Regions from separate parts of the Homo sapiens genome. Here region 1 is linked to region 2. A link is a contact called in ENCODE Hi-C or POLR2A ChIA-PET data. All regions are on one chromosome and are shown on one strand. Each heading gives the region's core, a stretch centred on a gene start or an enhancer-like site at or near the end of the contact. The rest is flanking DNA. Distances are from core to core; before and after follow the strand shown. Region 1 overlaps SMAD3 (SMAD family member 3). Region 2 overlaps SMAD3-DT (SMAD3 divergent transcript).

The links. Hi-C counts contacts between places; a loop is a spot of excess contacts on that map. ChIA-PET counts read pairs that join two places held with the same protein, here RNA polymerase II (POLR2A). Pooled maps may share reads with other maps.
Region 1: a pooled map shows a loop between it and region 2 (2.9-fold over the local background). The contact joins two enhancer-like sites. A Hi-C loop is called at or near these places in 1 of 168 maps with a recorded cell type or tissue (naive thymus-derived CD4-positive, alpha-beta T cell) and 6 of 50 pooled maps. POLR2A ChIA-PET finds 5 or more read pairs at or near these places in 5 of 52 experiments (BJ, MCF 10A, activated CD4-positive, alpha-beta T cell and 2 more).

What each region holds. Positions count from the first base shown.
Region 1 is chr15:67,118,995-67,122,697 of GRCh38, reverse strand. The region is part of intron 1 of SMAD3 (SMAD family member 3); the gene reads right to left. Among named protein-coding and RNA genes, the nearest start is that of SMAD3-AS1, 26 kb to the left of the region's middle. RefSeq lists enhancers at 1,324-1,763, 1,742-2,599. Within about 2 kb of position 1,482, at least 36 of the 41 ENCODE cell types and tissues checked have a DNase peak (open chromatin) inside an H3K27ac peak, as active enhancers do.
Region 2 is chr15:67,022,763-67,026,471 of GRCh38, reverse strand. All of the region lies in intron 2 of SMAD3-DT (SMAD3 divergent transcript), which reads left to right. Among named protein-coding and RNA genes, the nearest start is that of SMAD3-DT, 40 kb to the left of the region's middle. RefSeq lists an enhancer at 507-801. Within about 2 kb of position 1,956, at least 29 of the 41 ENCODE cell types and tissues checked have a DNase peak (open chromatin) inside an H3K27ac peak, as active enhancers do.

The DNA of each region.
Region 1 (3,703 bases), core at 233-2,732, 97 kb before region 2:
AAAAAACCTATCCTTGTCTATGGAGTGATTACTTTCCTAAGAAAGTCAGGTAAGTCCTGGCTTGAAAACAAGTTTAAGAGCCAGCTCAGCTCTTAGCTAGATGCAAGACCCTCAGCATCCCCTCACCTCTCTGGACCTCAGTATTTTGGGCAATGAAACTAGTATATCATTTCCTGTGACCTCTTTTGGCTCTAACAAATGGCCAAAAAACCCAAGAGATCACCAGCTCCATAAATCCCCCGATAGGAAATGGGCCAAAGGATTACCGTACGGAAAGCAGTCCTGACTTGCTCATTCCCAAACTCTGGTGAGGAAACCAAGAGAAACCAGCCACCACCCACAGCTGACAGGGTCTGGGGGGAACAGCAAAAGAGCTGACCCGCACAGTACCCCCAGGCTAACTGAAGAGTCCCTGAAGCCTACAGATCAATTTCTCTTTTCTAAGAAGGAAAGGGGAGTATAACCTTCAGTTTCCTCATGTGTAAAATGAAAAGGTTTCATCTGTTCATTCTTCTAAGTGGTCAACTTAACCTCTGTAGGACTCAGCTTCCTCATCTACAAAATGGGGACATATGTCCGGACCTTAGACCAGTGCTACCCAATAGAATTTTTGGTGGTGATGAAAACGTGCTGCTCTATATGAGCTGATCTGATGGCCACTAGCCTACCCGTGCACTTGAAATGCGGCTGGTGTGACTGAGGGACAGCATTTGTAATTGTATTTAATTTTAATGACCCAACATTTAAATAGCCACATGAGGGTGGTGGATAGGTATCGGACAATATAGCCTTAGACTGTAGTGGCAGGAATGAAATCAGATGGCATTTGTAAACTGCCTAGCACAGTGGTGGGACACAAAGTTCTGGAGGAAAAACATGCATGAATATGCAGAGGTCCTATCAGTAGAGATTTTTTTTTAAGCAAAATTTCCTCATATCAAGAAATGGAGGCACTAGAAGCTGACAAGCACATACATGGATGTGTTAGAAAGACCCAGAGAAATCAGGCATACTGTAGAAACCATTCTCTCGGTGTATAGACTAAATGGCTGAAGGTCTGTTTTGTTTTCTTCACAAATGTTCTTGTCAGAAGATAAAAGAGAGCCGTTTTCAGCAAATCTAGGTTTTTATAACCCTAAACGCCCAGTACAAACTGCCCCAAGAGCAAGCTCTCTCTTCAACAAAACCTCCCGTCCTCCCAGGCAGCCACCCCCCGCCCATCTGCAGCCCTCCCCGGGGCCTCTGGGAGCTGCCCACCCAGAACGGAGTGCAACTGACATGTGGGGCACACCCTGCCAGGCACAGTCACTCGTGGGGGGAGAGCCACCCACGATGCCCTCAGGACCCACAAGGCCGGCTGGCAGTGGCCTGTGTCAGGAGTGCCCACCGGCACCCGCTGGCAGCCAGCCTGCGTCACAGCCCAACAGGAAACGAGGAGAAGAGAACACTGGGGCCGCGTGGAAATCCCCACTGGGCTCCACGCCGGAGGGTGACTCAGCGGGGCTGGCCAGCAAGCTGCCTCCCACCCCTCAGCCAGGACAGGGCGGGGGCTGCAGGAAACAGGCCTCCCGCCTCTCTGCAAAGGCTAAGAAGTACACATTCTTACATATTATTATGTTACAGATACAATCATGCCCTGCCTGAAAACATGCAAGACAAAGTCCCAACATATGAGATGGGGATTCAAGGTCCTTTTATAACAGAAAACGCACTTTCTCTAAGCAGGGGTGTCCGGTGTTTTGGCTTCCCTGGGCCACGATGGAAGAGTCGTCATCTTGGGCCACACATAAAATACGCTAACTAACGATAGCTGATGAGCTAAAAAATAATCGCAAAAAAAAAATCTTACAATGTTTTCAGAAAGTTTATGAATTTGTGTTGGGCTGCATTCAAAGCTCTCCTGGGCTACATGCGGCCCACGGGCCAGAGGGTGGACAAGCTTGCTCTAAAGGAAAGTCTTAGTTCAAGTCCTGGAGCAGCCATGAAGCTTGAAAAATTCCCTTCCCAATTTCCCAGGCCCAATTTCTTACCTGGTAGGGCCAGGGTGAGATTCCCACACTCTCCACGGAGTGTTCCCAGGCAACACCATTGCACAGTGCCTCTGCCCTCCTCGCAGCTAGCCCATCTGCCCTTCTAGACCACCCCACAGCACTTAGCAGTCTTAGATTATGGCGTTCATCATCCTAAACACAGACATTTTACCAGGCCTCCCACTCAGATACTGTCACCAGGACAGAGGCCATGCCTTACATCTCCAAAGTGAGTTTGATACATACAGGGGGTTTTAAAAATTATCCATCTATTGATCCAAAGAAACAGCATGGCATGTGTATAAGACTTGTTATCCTTGATACCCCTCCCCAACTCCAGGTCATGGCAGGGCTGCCTGAGCTGCCACAGGCTCTTATCACCTCTGTTCCCCACATCACGTTAAGCAGCCCAGGGCAAAGTCTGTCCCACACTGTTCCTCTTTTTCCCATAAAGTACCCAGTGTACTCCAGGGACTTACGGCTAGCAAAAGAAACAACAAGCAAGAAAGTGGGGAGGTCCTAGAAATCCACTCCTAGTGAGTTGCAAGAGGCTTACTAAACCCAGAGTCTTGGCCAGGGACAGTGGCTCACGCCTTTAATCCCAGCACTTTGGGAGGCCAAGGTGGGCAGATCGCTTGAGCTCAGGAGTTTGAGACCAGCCTGGGCAACACGGTGAAACCCCACCTCCACAAAATATACAAAAAATAGCCAGGCGTGGTAGCGTGTGCCTATAATCCCAGCTACCTGAGGGGCTGAGGCAGGAGGATTGCTTGAGCCTGGGAGGTCAAGGCTGCAGTGAGCTGTGATCGCACCACTGCACTCCAGCTTGGGTGACAAAGCGAGACTCTGTCTCCAAAAAAAAAATTCAAAGTCTTTACCCCTTGAAGTTACTAGAAAAATCCAACCTATGTTATTTCACTTTAAAAATATCAACTTGCTATGACTTTTTCCTTTCAGAAGCTCTCTTGGGCAATTCTACCTTTGGACTATAAGCTTCTTACAAAATAATTCATTTTTCCCATTCCCGAGTGTGTGCGGGTCTGAATTTTATGAATGTCTTTGGCAAGTCTGAGATAATTCAGCCAGGGTTCCATCCATCTGCTTCATAGACAGTTCCACTCACTTGGCCTCTGAAAGCACTCCATGCGCTCCCCACCCACGGTCAGCCCTTACCCAGGTCCCTCTCTGGCTCCCACTCTGTGGCACCCCCACCCCCGCCATGGCCCCAGCACAGCTGTGTGGCAAGAATAACCCAGCTCTCTGTGTCTACTGCCCACCTCCCATTGACTATGGGCCTCCCTGCAATGGGCTTCAGCCCCAACACTCCATCATGACTGCCCTTGCTAAGGTCACCTAGTGGCCTCCAGGTTACAGAATCTAAAACACATGGTTTTCAGGCCTTACCATTCTGGGTTCTCTGCAACATCTAGCACTGCTGCTCCTTTCCTCTTGCTGCAGGGTCTCGTCACTCACCTTCAATGTCACTGTGCACCATCTTGCTTTTCCTCTGTCTCTCCCTGCATTCCCTAAATGGGGCTGTTCTTCAGGTGCAGGTCTGGACCTTCTCATTCTACGCTCATATCCTCCCCAGCCCGGCCTCATCCATACAATGATGACTCACAAATGTATATCTCAGCTCAGACCTCTCCCCCAAACTCCACGCTCATCTATCC
Region 2 (3,709 bases), core at 707-3,206:
ACAGTGAGCTGAGATTGTGCCACTACACTCCAGCCTGGGCAACAGAGTAAGACCCTGTCTCAAAAAAAAAAAAAAAATACATGCTCTAAAGCCTGACTCCCAGAACGTGAGCCCTTGCTCTGCCAGTTACTAGCTATGTTGCTTTGGCAAATGAGTTAACCTCTTTATCATTCAGTTCCTCTATTTGTAAAACAGGAACAATCATAGTGCCTACTTCATAGGGTTGTTGTGAGAATTAAATGAGCTAATAATGTAAAGCACTTAGAGACTGGCATGTTGTAAACTCTGAATGAAAGTTATAAATTATTTTTATCAATGTTTTTTCCTGGCTGAATTCTAAGTTGAATTTATCTTGAGCATCTGTATGCAAAGAGCTCTGAGTAACATAAGGGATAGTTTTCTCAATAAATGTGATAGTAACCGTGGCTGCATTCTCAGTAAGGCTGTGTCTTAACGTCTCCTGGAAGGAAGCCAAGGTCAGAAAGGGGCTCTGTGAGAGAGCTAGTGCTCATGTCCAGGCCCAGGGCTTCCTAACTGCCTGGCATGTGCCAGGAGGGTGTGTGCAAAAGGCCAGGAAAGGAAGGACTTTCACTCCCTTCCCGCTTGCCCTCTCTCTCCCTGGTCAGGCCATCCTTTCAGCCTGGCTGTCGGCCTGAGCCATTTCCTGTTTCCTGAACATTTATCTTCTGCACATTCATGCTTTTTTCTCATATTGTCCCCCGGCCTGGAATACCTCTTTCTTCCAGAATCCTACTGGCAAACTTCTCCTTGTCTTTCAAAACTCACTTCAAGAATAACCATTCCTTCCTCTGGCATTCCCAGACTCTCCAAGTTCTCCTCTGCTTGGAGGACTCTGTACCTCCCTCTCTTCTGTGATGTGTGATGGTGATAATGGTGATGAAGATAATGGTGATGGTAGCAATGAAAATAGTGGCAGCTTACCCTGACAGACCACTTACCAGGCACTAGGGTAAGTGCTTTGCAAGCACTGTTCCAATTAATTTTTACAGCAATCCTATAAGGAATTGCTATTTGTATACTAATTTTATAGAAAAGGAAACAGGAGCATAGAATGAGTGGTTAAAGAACTTGCTCAAGCCACACAGCTGAGAGTAAAAGAACTAGGATTTGTACACAGAGAGTCTGTTTTCAGAACTAGCACCCACAACCGTTATGCCTAGCTGCTTCCCTGTGTTATTTTTACTGTTTCTACTGTTAGGATTATTACTGCTTGATGATGGGTTTCTCTCCTTTGTCCTTACATTCTCAGGACCTGGCACCAGGCCTGACACCCAGCAGGCACAGAAGAAATACTTGCCACTATTCAGTCTGGCAGTTCGGTTCAGTTAAAACGAGTCAAGGCTCATTTCAAAGACCTCTTCTTCCATGCTGGCCCTCCTGATCACCCTGAGCAGATTTGAGGACTCCTTTCATGAGCCCCTGTGGCTTTGCTCTTCTCATTTAACTCTCACCCAATTTCATGAGGTGGGCATTGTTCCCACTTTATAGACAGAAAAACTGAGGTTCAGACCTGGTAAGGGTTCGTGGTGGGGTTTGACTCCATTCATTCTTCCCTTCACACTTTCCTTTTAGTGTCTCCCCTATCCTTGTATTTGCCACTCCCAAATCCTTAGCACAGAGCCTGGAGCACAGTAGGCCTGCATTAAATGTCTGCTAAATTGAAATGAACTGAATTAGGGTGTGGGTGGCCCAAGAAAAATGTGCCACGACTCAGGCATTTCAAGCAAAATGCATAGTTTCAAAACCCAAGCATGGAGGAGCCTGCTATTTTTGGATGGCCTTGCACAAATGTTGTGTGGGCTTCCTTTTTGCTACTAAATGTCATTGCATTACTTTCCTAGTTTCATTCTCCTGCCTGGGCTGGGGAGGATTATGCAAGCGGAGCCTGGGAATGAGTCATCTTTCCCTCAGCTGCCAAACTGTCCACGATTGCCATGATATGGTACAATCTTTTTTCTGCCTCAAGCTATTTGTGGGTGGTTTTGTTTAACTTTTACAGTCTTTCTTTCTTTCCTTCTAATTTTGCTTATCCTTGTCTTTTTCTTTGAGATGGGCCATAGGGTACTGACGGCCTTTAAAACTCTGGCCCCTCTGTGTCTGCAAGCACAAATCCATCTACCTGCTATGTAATCCACGTGGGGAAGAAAGCCCTTCTGGTGATGACATTGTGAGGTGCTGACCCATAAGGAAAGTGGGACAATCTTTCTAGGGTGGATGGAGGTTCCCTTCCACTGGGCCAGCTGCCACCACCCCTCCCCCAAGCCTGCTGGGAAATTCTGGGAAGCCCAGAATTGGGCTTCCACACCCCACACTACAGCCATGCCCTTCACACTCCTACCTGGGTCTGTTTCCTGGATTTGTTGAGGCTGGTCTCTTCACTTCCAGTATGACCCTGTGGCCTTAGCCAGGGCAGCTCTGGGGCCAGCCCCCCGCCCCCACAGGAGGAGCCAGGCTGACCCAGCTGAGGGCTACACAGGAGGGAAAGGCCCAGTGCCCAAGGGGATGACAGGTGTGTGACAACGTGTGTGCTGCAGGCATAGTGCTGGGTGCCAGTAGAAAGAGTGACTTGCTCTCCAGCTGTGTAAGTGCTTCTAGCCTCAGGCTGATCGATCAGTGAACCAGGCCAAGGTTGGAGCTGTAGGTGAAACCAGTGGATCCACATGTGAGGGCTGCGGGAGGTGGAAACAGGGGCCGGTGCTGGGACCTTCCTAGATGAATAGCAGCTACAAGCAATGGCCAACCCATTGCTCAAATGGAGGCCTGTTGGGCACTCGGGACCTGAGTTCAGCAGGAATCATTGAGAGCATCTTGATAGTCTCTCATAACACTCACCATGTGTGCCATACTTGATAAATTTCCAGAGCACTTTCCATACATGCCCTCAAATGATGCTGGACAACAGGTGCCCAGCAATCCAGGTTCGAGAAGAGTCAGCCCTGCCTGCTCCTTTCCCAGCTCCAAGGCTCTGGTCTCCCCTTCGCAAGCAGGAGAAGAGTTGAGAACATTTGGAAACCACATGCAGGAGCACCGAGAGTCCTGGATTAGAAGGGAGAGGAGTTGGCCAGGCGTGGTGGCTCACCCCTGTAATCCCAGCACTTTCGGAGTCCGAGGCGGGCGGATCATGAGATCAAGAGATCGAGACTATCCTGGCCAACATGGTGAAACCCCGTCTCTACTAAAAATGCAAATATTAGCCAGGCGTGGTGGCGCACGCCTGTAGTCCCAGCTACTCAGAAGGCTGAGGCAGGAGAATCGCTTGAACCCGGGAAGCGGAGGTTGCAGTAAGCCGAGATCACGCCACTGCACTCTGCAGAGCGAGGCTCCATCTCAAAATAAATAAATAAGTAAAGGAGAGAAGTTCTGGCAGCTCATGCTGTGTGCCTATGGGAAACTCTCCTAACCCTTCTGAACCTCAGTTTCCCTGCCTTTAAAATGGTGGTAATAATATAATTGAGAAATGAGCTAACAGTGATTCATAAAACATTTGGTGTCACTCTTCCACATAAAACCCTCCAGTGACTTTCCATTTCAGTTGGAGAAAAACCCAAAGGGCTTGCAGCAGCCTGTGAAGTCCTGCATGATCTACCTCTACCCCCACTTCTCCTCTGATCTGATGTCATCCCTGGTCTTCCAAATACACCAGCATCATGCCCACCTCAGGGCCTTTGCACTGACTGTTTGCTTTGCC